2 separate regions of the Homo sapiens genome follow, and region 1 is linked to region 2. Evidence: chromatin contacts called from ENCODE Hi-C or POLR2A ChIA-PET data. All regions are on one chromosome and are shown on one strand. Each heading gives the region's core, a stretch centred on a gene start or an enhancer-like site at or near the end of the contact. The rest is flanking DNA. Distances are from core to core; before and after follow the strand shown. Region 1 has its middle 21 kb from the start of ENO1-AS1. Region 2 overlaps RERE (arginine-glutamic acid dipeptide repeats).

Region 1 (6,881 bases), core at 1,555-4,054, 300 kb before region 2:
AGGGCAGGGCTGACCAATCTTTTGACTTCCTGGGCCACATTGGAACAAGAAGAATTGTCTTGGGCTACATATAAAATACTCTAGCACTAATGATAGCTGATGATCTTTAAAAAAAAATTGTGAAACAATCTCATAATGTTTTAAGAAAGTTTATGAATTTGTGTTGGGCTGCATTCAAAGCCATCCTGGACGGTGGGCTGAACAGTCTTGCTCTAGGGTATGGGGCAGGACCCTCTCTGGAATGAAGGTCTTTGGACCCACATCAGATTAGAATCCTGGTTGGACAGGTGAAAGAGGAACAGGAGAAGTTCAGAGGAGAGGTTCTGTTTCCTGAGGCCTCAAGTGCCCCAACATTATCACAGGACTGTGGGAGTTAGGAACGGGGATCTGCAGATGCAAACCAGTATGTATCTATCGTAACACCACACCGCCTATCTCCGCATGGACAGGTATGGACAAGGAGAGGGTCTGAGACTCAGAAGGTGGGTTTGTGGGAGCCAGAAAATTGAACCCAAACATCCCTTATGGAGAAGCACTTCATCCATTCAACAAAAATGTATTAAGGCCGGGTGCAGTGGCTCATGCCTGTAATCCCAGCACTTTGGCAGGCCGAGGCGGGTGGATTACCTGAGGTCAGGAGTTCGATACCAGCCTGGTCAACATGGTGAAACCCCATCTATACTAAAAATGCAAAAATTAGCTGGGCGTGGTGGCGCACCCCTGTAATCCCAGCTACTTAGGAGGCTGAGGAGGGAGAATTGCTTGACCTCAGGAGGCGGAGGCTGCCGTGAGCTGAGATGGCACCACTGCACTTCAGCCTGGGCAACAGAGTGAGACCCCGTCTCAAAAAAAAAAAATATATATATTAAGCACTCTTCTGCGGTGAGCAGGTCTATGCAAACCTACCTCCAAAGGCCCAGGGAGCTGAGAGGCCAAAGAAAGAGGCTGACAAACACAGTGATCAGAAGGAAACATTTAATAGGGACTTACGAACAGAAACCATGTCTCAGGCAGCCTCCAGATGACATGGTGGATCCCTACAATGTTATACCCCAAGACCCAGGGCTTATATACCATAGGGAATTTGCATAAGGGCAGGATTTATGGTAAGTATGTGTTTCAGTAATGTTGAGGCTTTCACTTAAGGGTAAGATTTACAGTAAGTTCATGAAAGTAGAAGTCTTTGGCTGGTCAGAGTGGCTCACGCCTGTAATCCCAACACTGTGGGAGGCTGATGAGGGTGGATCACTTTGAGGCCAGAAGTTCAACACCAGCCTGGCCAATATGGTGAAACTCTGTCTCTACTAAAAATATAAAAATTACTCGGAGGCTAGATGCGGTAGCTCATGTTTGTAATCCCAGTGCTTTGGGAGGCCCAGGTGGATGAATCATTTGAGGTCAGGAGTTCGAGACCAGCCTGGCCAACATGGTAAAACCCCATCTCTACTAAAAATACAAAAATTAGCCAGTGTGGTGACAAGTGCCTGTAGTCCCAGCTACTTGGGAGGCTGAGGGAGGAGAATTGCTTGAACCCGGGAGGCAGAGGTTGCAGTCAGCTGAGATCCTGCCATTGCACTTCAGCCCGGGCGACAAGAGCAAAACTCTGTCTTAAAAATAAAATAAAATAAAATAAAATAAAATAAAATAAAATAAAATAAAATAAAATAAAATAAAAATTAGCCAGGCATGGTGGTGCACACCTGTAATCCCAGCTACTTGGGAGGCTAAGGCAGGAGAATTGCTTGAACCTGGGAGGCAGAAGTTGCAGTGAGCTGAGATGGTGTCATTGCACTCCAGCCTGGGTGACAAAGTGAGACTTTGTCTCAAAAAAAAAAAAAAAAAAAAAAGATAGATGAGGTCTGCAGGATTGATATCATGAGATACAGGTCATAAAGACCCTGCTGATAAAATAGGATGTGGTCAAGAAGTCAGCCCAGGACAGGTGCGGTGGCTCATGCCTGTAATCCCAGGACTTTGGGAGGCCAAGGCAGGCAGACCACAAGGTCAGGAGGTCGAGACCAGCCTGATCAACATGGTGAAACCCCGTCTCTACTAAATATACAAAAATTAGCTGGGTGTGGTGGCACGTGCCTGTATCCCAGCTACTCAGGAGGCTGAGGCAGGAGAATTACTTGAACCTGGGAGGTGGAGATTGCAGTGAGCTGAGACTGTGCCACTGCACTCCAGCCTGGGTGACAGAGTGAGACTCTGTCTCAAAAAAAAAAAAAGAACTCAGCCCAAACCAGCCAAAACCAAGATGGCAATGAAAGTGACCTCTGGTAGTCCTCCCTACTCAGTATACATTAATTATAATACATTAGCATGCTAAAAGACACTCTCATCAGCGCCATGACAGTTTACAAATGCCACAGCCACATCCAGAAGTTAGCCTATGTAGTCTATTCCTTTATTTATTTATTTTAGTTTAGTTTAGTTTATTGAGACAGGGTCTTGCTCTGTCACCCAGGCTGGAGTGCAGTGGCACAATCTTGGCTCACCACAACCTCTGCCTCCGGCTTCTCCTGCCTCAGCTGCCTGAGTAACTGGGAGTACAGGAGCACATCATCACGCCCAGCTAATTTTTGTATTTTTAGTAGAGACAGGATTTCTCCATGCTTGCCAGGCTGTCCTTGAACTCCTGACCTCAAGTGATCTGCCAGCCTTGGCCTTCCAAAGTGCTGAGATTACAGGCATGAGCCACCATGCCTGGCCCAGAAGTTTACCTATATAGTCTAAAAAGGGGAGGAACCCTCATTCTGGAAATCACCCACCCCTTTCCTGGAAACTCATGAATCACCTGCAACGGAAATTCAGTGATGAGTAACTCAGAGGAGCGGTTAGAACTTAGGGCTTATATAGAGGCCAGGCTCAGTGGCTCATGCCTGTAATCCCAGCACTTTGGGAGGCCAAGGCAGGCAGATCACCTGGGGCCAGGAGTTTGAGACAAACCTGAGCAACATGGTGAAACCCCATCTCTACTAAAAATACAAAAATTAGCCAGGCGTGGTGGTGGGCACCTGTAGTAATCACAGCAGCTACTCGGGAGGCTGAGGCACAAAAATCACTGGAACCGGGGAGGCAGAGGTTGCAGTGAGCCGAGATAGCACCACTGCACTCCAGCCTGGGCAGCAGAGTGAGACTCTGTCTCAAAAATAAAGCAAAAGACGGCCGGGCACGGTGGCTCATGCCTCTAATCCCAGTACTTCAGGAGGCCGAAACGGGTAGATCACCTGAGGTCAGGAGTTCTAGACCAGCCTGGCCAACATGGTGAAACCCCGCTTCTACTAAAAATACAAAAATTAGCCACGCGTGGTGGTGGGCACCTGTAATCCCAGCTACTTGAGGGGGCGAAGCAGGAGAATTGCTTGAATCCGGGAGACAGAGGTTGCAGTGAGCCAAGATGGCAACACTGCATTCCAGCCTGGGGGAGAAGAGCAAGACTTTGTCTCAAAAAATAAAAAAATAAAAAAAATAAGACACATGTGGAGGGAAAAAAGAAGAAAAGAGGCCAGGCACGGTGGCTCACACCTATAATCCCAGCACTTTGGGACGACCAGGAGGGAGGACTGCTTGAGACCAGGAGCTCGAGACCAGTGTAGGCAGCACAGTGAGACCCCTGTCTCTACAAAAAAAATTGGCAGGGCATGGCGGTGTGCCAGCTACTCAGGAGACTGAGGCAGGAGGATCTCTTGAGCCCAGGAGGTTGAGGCTGCAGTGAGCTATGATTGTGCCACTGAGACCCTGTCTCAAAGAAAAAAGAAATGTTGTGTCCGGAATTTATTCTTTCCGGTGGGTTCCTGGTCTCGCTGACTTCAAGAATGAAGCTGTGGACCCTTGCGGTGATTGTTACAGCTCTTAAAGATGGTTTGTCCAGAGTTTATTCCTTCAGATGTTCAGATGTGTCCGGAGTTTCTTCCTTCCGGTGGGTTCGTGGTCTCGCTGACTTCAGGAGTGAAGCCACAGACCTTCGCAGTGAGTGTTACAGCTCTTAAACGTGGCGCGTCCAGAATTGTTTGTTCCTCCCAGTGGGTTCGTGGTCTCGCTGACCTCAGGAATGAAGCCATAGACCCTTGCCGTGAGTGTTACAACTCATAAAGGTAGTGCAAACCCAGAGTGAGCAGCAGCAAGATTTATTGTGAAGAGCGAAAGAACAAAGCTTCCACAGCATGGAAGGGGACCCAAGCTGGTTGCCACTGCTGGCTTGGGTGGCCAGCTTTTATTCCCTTATTTGGCCCCGCCCACATCCTGCTGATTGGTCCATTTTACAGAGTGCTGATTGGTGCATTTACAATCCTTTAACTAGACACAGAGTGCTAATTGGTGCGTTTTTACAGAGTGCTGATTGGTGCATTTATAATCCTTTAGCTAGACAAGAGTGCTGATTGGTGCATTTACAATCCTTTAGCTAGACACAGAGCGCTGATTGGTGCATTTTTAGAGAGTGCTGATTGGTGCATTTACAATCCTTTAGCTAGACAGAGTGCTGATTGATGAGTTTATAATCCTCTAGTTAGACAGAAAAGTTCTCCAAGTCCCCATCCAACCCAGAAGCCCAGCCGGCTTCACCTCTCAATCCCCCCTCTAAACAAGACACCCCAATTGCTGTTGGAAATTGGGCAATGACTGCTCTAGGTACTTCTTGCTGGATAGGGGTGAAGAAGGGGCCCTGCAGTTGTAGTGTCCTCCAGAGGGGAACTCTTTAGGCCAGTGAAAGGGCCAGCGGGTCGGTCCAGAGGTCCTCGGTAGAAGTTTTTAGTTGAGCTTATTTGGGGTTCCATTTGTAAGACCATCTGTAGCTTGATGGCCTCGATCCTAGAGGAAACAAATTTGACAAGGAGGTTAAAAATTACTTGCCCAAAGGCGAGTAATAGCAAGATGGCTGCCACGGGACCTAGAAAGGGGAGAAGCCATGTTGCCCAACTCCAGAGATTGGTATAAGAGTTTGAAAGGCATTGTCTGATTTCAGAAGCCTTTTCCTGTAAACGCCAGGCAGCATCTCATACTATCCCTGACTGGTTAGTGTAAAAACAACACTCTTCCCCTAAGAAGGTGCAGAGTCCTCCTTTCTCAGCAGTGAGGCGGTCTAGGCCTCGGCAGTTTTGGAGAGTCACTGCTGCCACAGAGTCTATTTGGGATTGTAGAGTAAGGATAGATTTCGTTATCTCTTGCAAACTGTCTGAGAAATCCTTTGAGAGTGTGTGGTAGTAGGATAATGAAGTAGATAAACTGGCTATTCTGGTTCCTGTAACAGTGGCCATTCCTAACCCTGTAAGTAGGGGTATTAGTTGTATGGCTCTGTGCTGAGGGACTTGAGCTTTGAGGGGTACTGATAGGGTCTGATTTCCTGGGGCAATGTTAATGTTGGGACTTAGAAAGACTAAGGTGCAGGTGCCTCTCCAGTTAGTGGGGAGGCAGATATAGGTTGACATTGCACATAAGAATATACCTTGGCTGGGTAGACAGAACTGGTTGTGTATGTTAAAAAGGTGTGTGAGTTTGTTGTTTTCATTTTCCCATACTCCTAGAGTACTTGCTAAGGTAGCTCCAGTGAGCGGCTGGAAAGGGGTGTTGGGAGCAAACTGAGTGGCTCCCTGTGTTCTATTTTCCCATTGGAGAAAAAATTGTTTTGTGTCTACTAGGAGCCATTCAAGAGAGTGATTGGAAGAGGGGATGAGAAGGCATTCACTAGTGGTGGGGGCGCTGCCACAGGGGGTCCAGGGGTGAATGGTCATGCAAGGAGTATGTTTGCCATTACAAAACCTGGACTGTTTGTTAAGCAGGGAGGAGGTGATGATTTTTGGAGGCGCTGAGAAGCAGACAAGCCATCTGAATGGAGCTGTTTGAGTGACTCAGAAGTTACTATGATTAGTTGGGGCTTGAAGTTGTAGGGTGTAATTACACTGATGGGGTAGTAGGTGCCCCAGGGGCAGGCCTGATAACAGGTTGCGTTGGATGCATAAAGGGGAAAGTTAAGATGGTATTCATAGTAACAAGACCATGTATGGGCTTTTCATTGCTTGTGTAATAGGTGAGGTTGGAAATGTAAGAACGTAAAAATTGGATTGCACATCCTGTTAGGGTATTCTTGGTCCTATCAGAGATGGGGAAGTTGGCTAATGATTGCATATTTAGAAGTCGGAAAGGGTCTTTTCCTTCATAACAAGGATGGTAGGTTAAATTGGTAAAGACCCAATTTTTTGAGGGAATGGGAGTGGCAACATAAGCAGAGGTGGATAGAGAGATACAAAGCCAACAGTCATTTGCCAGGGAAGGATTGGACTGGTTTAACAGAGACTGGGTTAAGTTGAGCGTCTTATAGAGGTAATTAGGAGCTAGTGGAAGGGGAGGGGTGATTGTATGAGGTATCCAAGGAAGCAGAGGGGACAGATAGACAAAGAGTAAATGGGAAGGTAAAGAGGGTGCTCTGGAAGACGAGATCATTTTATCCAGGCTGAGTTAAAGGTAGGAGTAAATTGCTGTCAGAAGGAAGGATAATAGAAAGAAGGTTGATGTGATTAAGATTTTCATCCTGGCAGGAGCTACAGTATATAGTCCTATCCTGAAGAGTATGGTTAGTATGCTGCTTAGTAATATAATGAAATAGTAAAAGGATTCCATCAAAGGGGCAAGGAGAAGTGTTAAAGATAAAGATTACGTAGGTTTTCATTTATCTTTTTTAAGGAGGAAGGGGTTTTTTTCAGGATCAGTGGTAGGAGCCCTTTTAGTCTGGATGTTTCCTTCCAAAACAGCACATGCAAGTCCTCCAACGGTTCGCAGGTGTATCGAGGCTGGTCTGGATGATCTTGGGACTCCTGAGCTGATGGTCCCTCAGGTTCCTCAGAGGGTGTCCAAAATTTAACTCGGATGTGGTGAATCCAAGA
Region 2 (7,275 bases), core at 3,651-6,150:
GACCTCAAGTGATCTTCCCGCCTTGGGTTCCCAAAGTGTTGGGATTACAGGCGTGAGCCACTGTGCCCAGTCAATTTATTCTTAAGACTGTCTTTTCATCATATTCATCATCTTTTTTCCAAAAGGGGCATCAAGCCGCATTTTTAGATCACAAATATCAATAAACCTATGCTTTTATAACTGCCTACGATTTAAATGCCTTTTTGTTTCCATAGGCATATATTAGATTTAATGATCCTTTGCAAGTTTTATTGAGCTTCTTGTTCTTTCAGGGATAGTGCATTGCTCTTTATTACTTACAGGCACTGTTAGGACTTTCAGCCCTGCCTTTCTTGGGGTGTTTCATGTTTTGGGGTTTTTTTGTTGATTTTACAGACAGGGTCTCACTCTGTCACCCAGGCAGGGGTGTAGTGGCACCATTCTGGCTCACTGCAGCCCCAACCTCCTGGGCTCAGGTGATTCTCCTTTCTCAGCTTCTCATGTAGCTAGGACTATAGGTGTATGCTACCTAAAATTTAAAAATTTTTTAAATTTTTGTAGAGACAGGGTCTCCCTATGTTGCCCAGGCTGGTCTTGAACTCCTGGACTCAAGGGATCCTCCTGTGTCAGTACCCCAAAGTGCTAAGATTACAAAGCCACTTGGCACAGCCCTTGTTCCGTACTAGTTGATTGAAAAAATATCTGAACAGCTGGGTGTGGTGGCTCATGCCTATAATCCCAGCACCTTGGGAGGCTGAGGAGAGAGGAGTGCTTGAGGCCAGGAGTTCAAGACCAGGTTGAACTGGTCAGACCAGTCTCTGACCAGACCCTGTCTCTACAGAAAGTAAAAAAAACAAAAACAAAAACGTTAGGCTGGGTGTGGTGGCTCACACCTATAATCCCAGCGCTTTGGGAGGCCGAGGTGGGTGGATCACTTGAAGTCAGGAGTTCGAGGCCAACCTGGCCAACATGGCAAAACCTTGTCTCTACTAAAAATACAAAAATTAGCCAGGCGTGGTGGCGGGCGCCTGTAATCTCAGCTACTTAGGAAGTTGAGGCAGGAGAATCGCTTGAACTCAGGAGGAAGAGGTTCCAGTGAGCCGAGATCACACCACTGCACTCAAGCCTGGGCAACAGAGCCAGACTCCATCTCAAAAAAAAAAAAAAAAAAGCCAGATATGGTGTTGTGTGGCTGTGATAGTACCAGGCTCTAGTACCAGCTACTTGGGAGGCTGAGGCAGGAGGATTACTTGAACTCAGAAGTTCAAGGTTACAGTGAGCCAAGATCACACCACTGCACTGCAGCCTCGACGACAGAGCGAGACTCCGTCTCAAAAAAAAAAAAAAAAAAAAAAAAAAAAAGAAATATATATAAAAACAAATATGCGGGGCTTCTCCTAGGCTTTATTTTTAGCAATAGAATTGCCAAAGACATTTCAGGCCATGGAAGTAAGCTTGTGGTTTTACTTATTCTAACTTTGTTTTTAGGATATCGTAGTATTTTTTGATGGGAATATCTTTTTTTTTTTTTTTTGGAGACAGGGTATCTCCCTGTGTCACCCAGGCTGGAGTGCAGTGGCCTGATAATGGCTCACTGCAGCCTCAACCTCCCAGTCGCAGATGATCCTCCTACCTCAGCCTCCTGAGTAGCCGGGAATACAGGCGCCTGCCACCATACCCAGCTAATTTTTAAATTTTTTTAGAGACGGGGCTTTGCCACATTGCCCAGGCTGGTCTCGAACTCTTGGGCTCAAAGAATTCACCTGCCTCAGTCTCTGAAAGGGTTAGGGTTACAATTGTGAGCCACTGCGTCTGGCCGGCAATATCTTCTATAAATATCAAGGCCTTCAATGGAAGAAGAGATGGTACTCTTTCCCAAGGATATTAAATGTTTCTAAGGACTGGAGTGAAGTTGAAGTAATACACTTAAAGTTAATCCTTTTTTAGAGTCTATATAAATTATTATGCCTGGTGCCTGGAAGTTGCATTTTCAGTTCTTATCTTTGATCTCATGTTTTACGATTAGATCGTATCAGGTACTTTTCCTATCCCCTTAAAATGAATGTAGTTTTTCCCTCTTGTCCCAAAATGTATTCTCTAAATGAAAATTTGAGAATAGAAAATCTTAGATTTTCAGCCTGTAAATAGCTTTTGTGTTCTTTTTTAGGAACTAGTAACCTATTTTCAAGAAACATGCTGTGTTAAAGGACAGAAGTGTGTGTCCTTTAAATCATGCTAGCTGATTAAAAGTTTGTTACTCTATTCCTCCCACCTTTTGGCTTTTCCCTCCTCATCCCATTGACATTCTTAAGATGGAAGGAAAAAGGCCTATTTTTTAGCTTGATTAAAACTTAATAGCTGAAGTAACCAAAACATTCATAAAATGAGGAGATTGAAACTGCTTACAGATATAATTTTTCTCTGGAGCATCCTAAATATTTATTCCTTGGTAATTTTTTTTTAAAGTATGTATATTAGTACTACTAGCCATTAGTAAATTTTAGTTATAGCTTTCCTCCCTTTCACTTAAATTTCCTGGAACATAAATTGGAAAATTTTTAAAATTTAGAATCTGTCTTGAATTTTTTGAGGTGACAGCTAGGTAGACATTAAAAGTAGATAGAATTTTTAAATCTTGAAAATAGAAATTATATTAAAAATGTTCTTTGTCACCTGTATCTGGAAGTTTGAAAGGTCGTGTAATTTCAACCATATTACATGGTAATTGGTGGAAAATAGTTGGATACTAGCTTCACCTATGTAATGTAAAACTTTGGTATTGGCTGGGTGTGGTAACCCATGCCTGTAATCTCAACACTTTGGGCGGCCAAGACTGGAGGATTGCTTGAACCTAGGGGTTTGAGACCAGCCTGGGCAACAAAGAAAGACCTTGTTTCTACAAAAAATTCAAAAGTTATCTGCTACTTTTAGGGCTGAGGTGGGAGGATTGTTTGAGCCCAGGAGGCTGAGGCTGCAGTGTGCTATAATCATGCCACTGTATTCCAGCCTGGGTGACAGAGTGAGACGCTGTCTCAAAAAAAAAAAAAAAAAGTTTGGTATTTAACACTTAAATTTGTTTTCTGCTGCCAGTAATGGAGATAATCTATTATCACTTTTTTTAGGGGTTTTTTTTTTTTTTTTTTTTTTTTTTGGAGATGGGGTCTTGCTCTGTTGCCCAGGATGGAGTGCAATGGCATGATTTTGGCATGATCACCTGCCTCCCGGATTCAGGTGATTCTCCTGCCTCAGCTTCCCAAGTAGCTGAGATTACAGTCACGTGCCACCACACCTGGCTAATTTTTGTATTTTTTGTAGAGATGGGGTTTTACCACATTGGCCAGGGTGGTCTCGAAGTCCTGACCTCAGGTGATCCACCCGCCTCAGCCTCCCAATCCAATCACCCTGGGATTACAGGGGTGAGCCACCGCACCCGTCCTTTAGTTACCTCTTAAAGTAAGTTGGGAAGGCCAGGCTCAGTGGCTCACATCTGTAATCCCAGCACTTTGGGAGGCTGAGGCAGGTGGATCACAAGGTCAGGAGATTGAGACCATACTGGATAACACGATGAAACCTCATCTCTACTAAAAATACAAAAAATTAGCAGGGCATGGTGGCATGTGCCTGTAGTCCCAGCTACTTGGGAGGCTGAAGCAGGAGAATTGCTTGAATCAGGGAGGTGGAGGTTGCAGTGAGATCATGCCATCGCACCCCAACCTGGGCGACAGAGCGAGACTCCGTCTTGCGGGAAAAAAAAGAAAAAAGTTGGGAAAGAGTTGATTTGTCCTGTTTTTCAAGGGAATAACTGTAGATTTCACTTTACTGAAATTAGTTAGAGACATTGTTATATTGACTGACAAGAGATTTCGTGGTACAATTTCCCACTGATCCATTAGGATTACAAAAAATTATCAGCTGTATGGGTGGCAAACACTTTTCTTCAGATTTTTCTTCAGTAAGATAAACCTCAATTCCAAGCATCACAGATTTTCTTGAAGCAGAAACTGTGCCTTACAAAAGTTTAGCACAGAAGCAGATGTTTTATGTAGTAGTGGAAGGGTTTAGAAATTGTTGTGTGGTCAGTTGTTTGGACTTCAGAATGCATTTCTCTATAAACATAAACAGGTTTTTTTTTGGCAAGTTCGTAAATGCTAGTTTGAATTTGTAATGTAGAGAAATACAGAAAGATCGTTCCTTTATTGCCCACCTTACAGATATGTGGACTTCCTTCCTTCCTTCCTTCCTTCCTTCCTTCCTTCCTTCCTTCCTTCCTTCCTCCCTCCCTCCCTCCCTCCCTCCCTTCCTTCCTTCCTTCCTTCCTTCTTTTTTTAAACTCCTCAGCTTGCTATTGACTGGTACCTCCTCTTCCCCCACAACAAAACAAAACTGAAAACCAGCCGACCTCCTCTGTGTGGAGATGGAGCTCTGCCTCTGCCCTCCTTTCAGAGGCCTCTGCCTCATCCTTTTCCATTTCCTATCCCACCTCTACCTCTTAACACGTCTCAGCCTGCTGTCTATTCTTTTTAGTTTTTGTTTTTAACTTTCTATTTGAAAATAATTTCAGACTTACAGAGAAGTTGAAAGAGTAGTTCAGGGAACTGCAGTATACCCTTCCCCCAGATCATGGAGGTAGTTAAAAAACCTCACGTTTTTACTGTTAAAATCATAGTATCGGTTTGAATCATGTTGGTTACCCATTGACTAGTTGTACGATCAGGTGACTTAATCTTTCAGAGTCCCACTGTCTTCACATGTAAGATGAGAATACTGATTCATTTGTTCCAGAGTCAAACCCAGGAATCCATACTCCTTTGAAGCACTTCTCAGGAGATTCTGATGGATGGCCAGCATTAGCAAATGAAGGCTTGTCCCCAACTCCAGTAACTAGTGTAAAAGTAGATCTGATCTTGTCCTTTGCAGCATGTGGAACTTCTTCTTTTTTCTTTTCTTTTTTTTTTTTTGAGACAGGGTCTCGCTTTGTCACCCACCTAGAGTACAGTGGCATGTTCAGGGCTCACTACAGCCTCGGCCTCTCTGTCTCAACCTCCTGAGTAGCTGGGACTACAGGCACGGGCCACCATGCCCTGCTAATTTTAAAATTTTTTGTAAAGACAGGGTCTCCTCCTTATGTTGCTTACGTTGAGGATGTGGAACTTCTGATGCAGTTCCAGGGTCTTTCATGTTTTTGAAACTTGAGTATGTTTACTTCAAAAATAGTTTTTGTGTTCTTCTATATTACTTAATTTCCTCCCTTCCCCAATACACAAATTAGGTATAATTTGTGTGCTTATATCCCTAATGCAGCTATAAAAGGCAGTTTATAAATTAATTTCAAACCAAACTACAAAACCAATAAAGTTCTGACTACCAACATTAATTTAATAGACTGGGCGATGATGTTGTGAAATAAGTAGCCGCTTGTGATGTAACTGTTACTGCTTCCTTATGGCCCATGTTCTTGGATGCTGGGATGGTGCCTGGTTTGTGTAGACGGCTGGATTCCTTGTAATGACTCGGTTTTCCTGTTGCTTTTCTTTCAGTTATTGCCACTCAGAAACCATCAGTGTAAATACAGCTTGCCATGAAGTGACTTTGCCTTTGTTTGGCATAAATGTGCCCTTGGCACATTGAGGCCATCTTGTTTATTTACCAGCTTGTGATAATTATGGTAGTACTACTTAGTTATATGTAAACTTAGAGCCAAAATCTTGTGCCTCTGAACTCTATTAATGAAGTTGTAAAACATGTAATTCCAAAAATGGATGTTAAAAATATTAAGGTATACATTGAAATGAAAAATAAAAGTGAGCCTCTCCTCTCCACCTCCCACTTCCAGTCATCTCTCGCTTCTGCCTGAGAGGCACTGTCAGCCAGCATCATTCTCACATCATGCCTCTGTACGTGTCTGTCCTCTTAGCTAGATTAAGAGAAGGGGCTGTGTTTCATTCACCTTTTTGTCCCCAGTGTCTGGAACAGCTCCTGGTTCAGAGAAATTGCCCCCTATCCATTGTATTGATAGTTTGTTTTAATTACAAGACAGAAAAGTCAGATTGATTTTTTTTTTAATCAGATGAAGAAATATTTCTTTTAAACCAATAAATTAAATGCATGGGACTGTTAACACAAAGGATAGCACTTAATACTGTCAAGAGAAAGATTGGCCAATACTAGCCAGAAAAATCTGCTGTGTGTAAGTTTTTTGGTTTTGTTTTTGTTTTTTAAAACGGAAGTGACTGTTGGGTGTCTCTCCACCTTGCTTTCTACCTCCCTTGTAAAGGAGAGGGGCACGAAACCAAACAAGTATTCCTGGCTATAGTTTTAGTAATTTTAGTGGGTAGACATCGGTATATAGCTCAAGTTTAGTTTTTTTTTTTTCTTTTTTTTTCCCCTGAACTATTGGAATTCTTATGGGCTTCTATAACTTATAAAACATATACATGCATATAAATTTTCCAGTGAACATAGCGTGAGGCTGTTTTATTATGTTTTCTTTTCCTTTTTTTTTTTTTGAGATGGAGTCTAACTCTTGTCACCAGGCTGGAGTGCAGTGGCGCAGTCTCAGCTCACTGCAGCGTTCACCTCCCAGGTTCAAGTGATTCTCCTGCCTCAGCCTCCCGAGTAGCTGGGACTACAGGCGCCCGCCACCACGCCTGGCTGATTTTTTTGTATTTTTAGTAGAGACGGGGTTTCACCATGTTGGCCAGGATGGTCTCGATCGCTTGACCTTGTAATCCACCCACTTCGGCCTCCCAAAGTGTTGGGATTACAGGCATGAGCCACCGCACCCAGACTGCTTTTCATTTCTTTATGTTTGGCCATTATGTAATGCTGATTTTTGGCCTTTCGAATTTTTATTAGAGAGAAGGGTACTGTGCTTTTACAACAGGTAAATGATTGCCACACAAAGGGTGCACTTTTGTTGTGAGGCTGCTGCCCTTGGTTGCAGCCTACAGACAGTGAAGTTTCTCTTCGATGCCTGATTAGAATGGAGAGCGCTGCTGCACTGCCATAGGGCCTTGTTAACGATGGATAGTTTGGATGGAAAGGCAGAAGGACCTAAAAAGGCAGCTGTCAAATGCCTTCGGTTCTCTCTAATAGAAGATGTGTGTCTGTGTGTGTGTTTGTGTGTGTGTGTGTGTGTGTGTGTGTGTGTGTGTGTGTGTTGACCTTGGACATGATGGCAGTTGGGATTAAGGTATCTCAATCCAAAGGATCATGGAAGGAAGATGTGTGTGTGTGTGTGTGTGTGTGTGTGTGTGTGTGTGTGTGTGTGGTGACCTTGGACATGAAGGCAGTTGG

What was found. Hi-C counts contacts between places; a loop is a spot of excess contacts on that map. ChIA-PET counts read pairs that join two places held with the same protein, here RNA polymerase II (POLR2A). Pooled maps may share reads with other maps.
Region 1: a loop to region 2 is called in a pooled map, with 4 times the contacts of the local background. The contact joins two enhancer-like sites. A Hi-C loop is called at or near these places in 4 of 50 pooled maps. POLR2A ChIA-PET finds 5 or more read pairs at or near these places in 2 of 52 experiments (K562 and activated CD4-positive, alpha-beta T cell).

The regions. Positions count from the first base shown.
Region 1 is chr1:8,895,999-8,902,879 of GRCh38, reverse strand. No RefSeq gene overlaps it. Among named protein-coding and RNA genes, the nearest start is that of ENO1-AS1, 21 kb to the right of the region's middle. Within about 2 kb of position 2,804, at least 9 of the 41 ENCODE cell types and tissues checked have a DNase peak (open chromatin) inside an H3K27ac peak, as active enhancers do.
Region 2 is chr1:8,601,601-8,608,875 of GRCh38, reverse strand. The region is part of intron 4 of RERE (arginine-glutamic acid dipeptide repeats); the gene reads left to right. Among named protein-coding and RNA genes, the nearest start is that of SNORD128, 110 kb to the right of the region's middle. RefSeq lists enhancers at 4,347-4,486, 4,797-4,896. Within about 2 kb of position 4,900, at least 5 of the 41 ENCODE cell types and tissues checked have a DNase peak (open chromatin) inside an H3K27ac peak, as active enhancers do.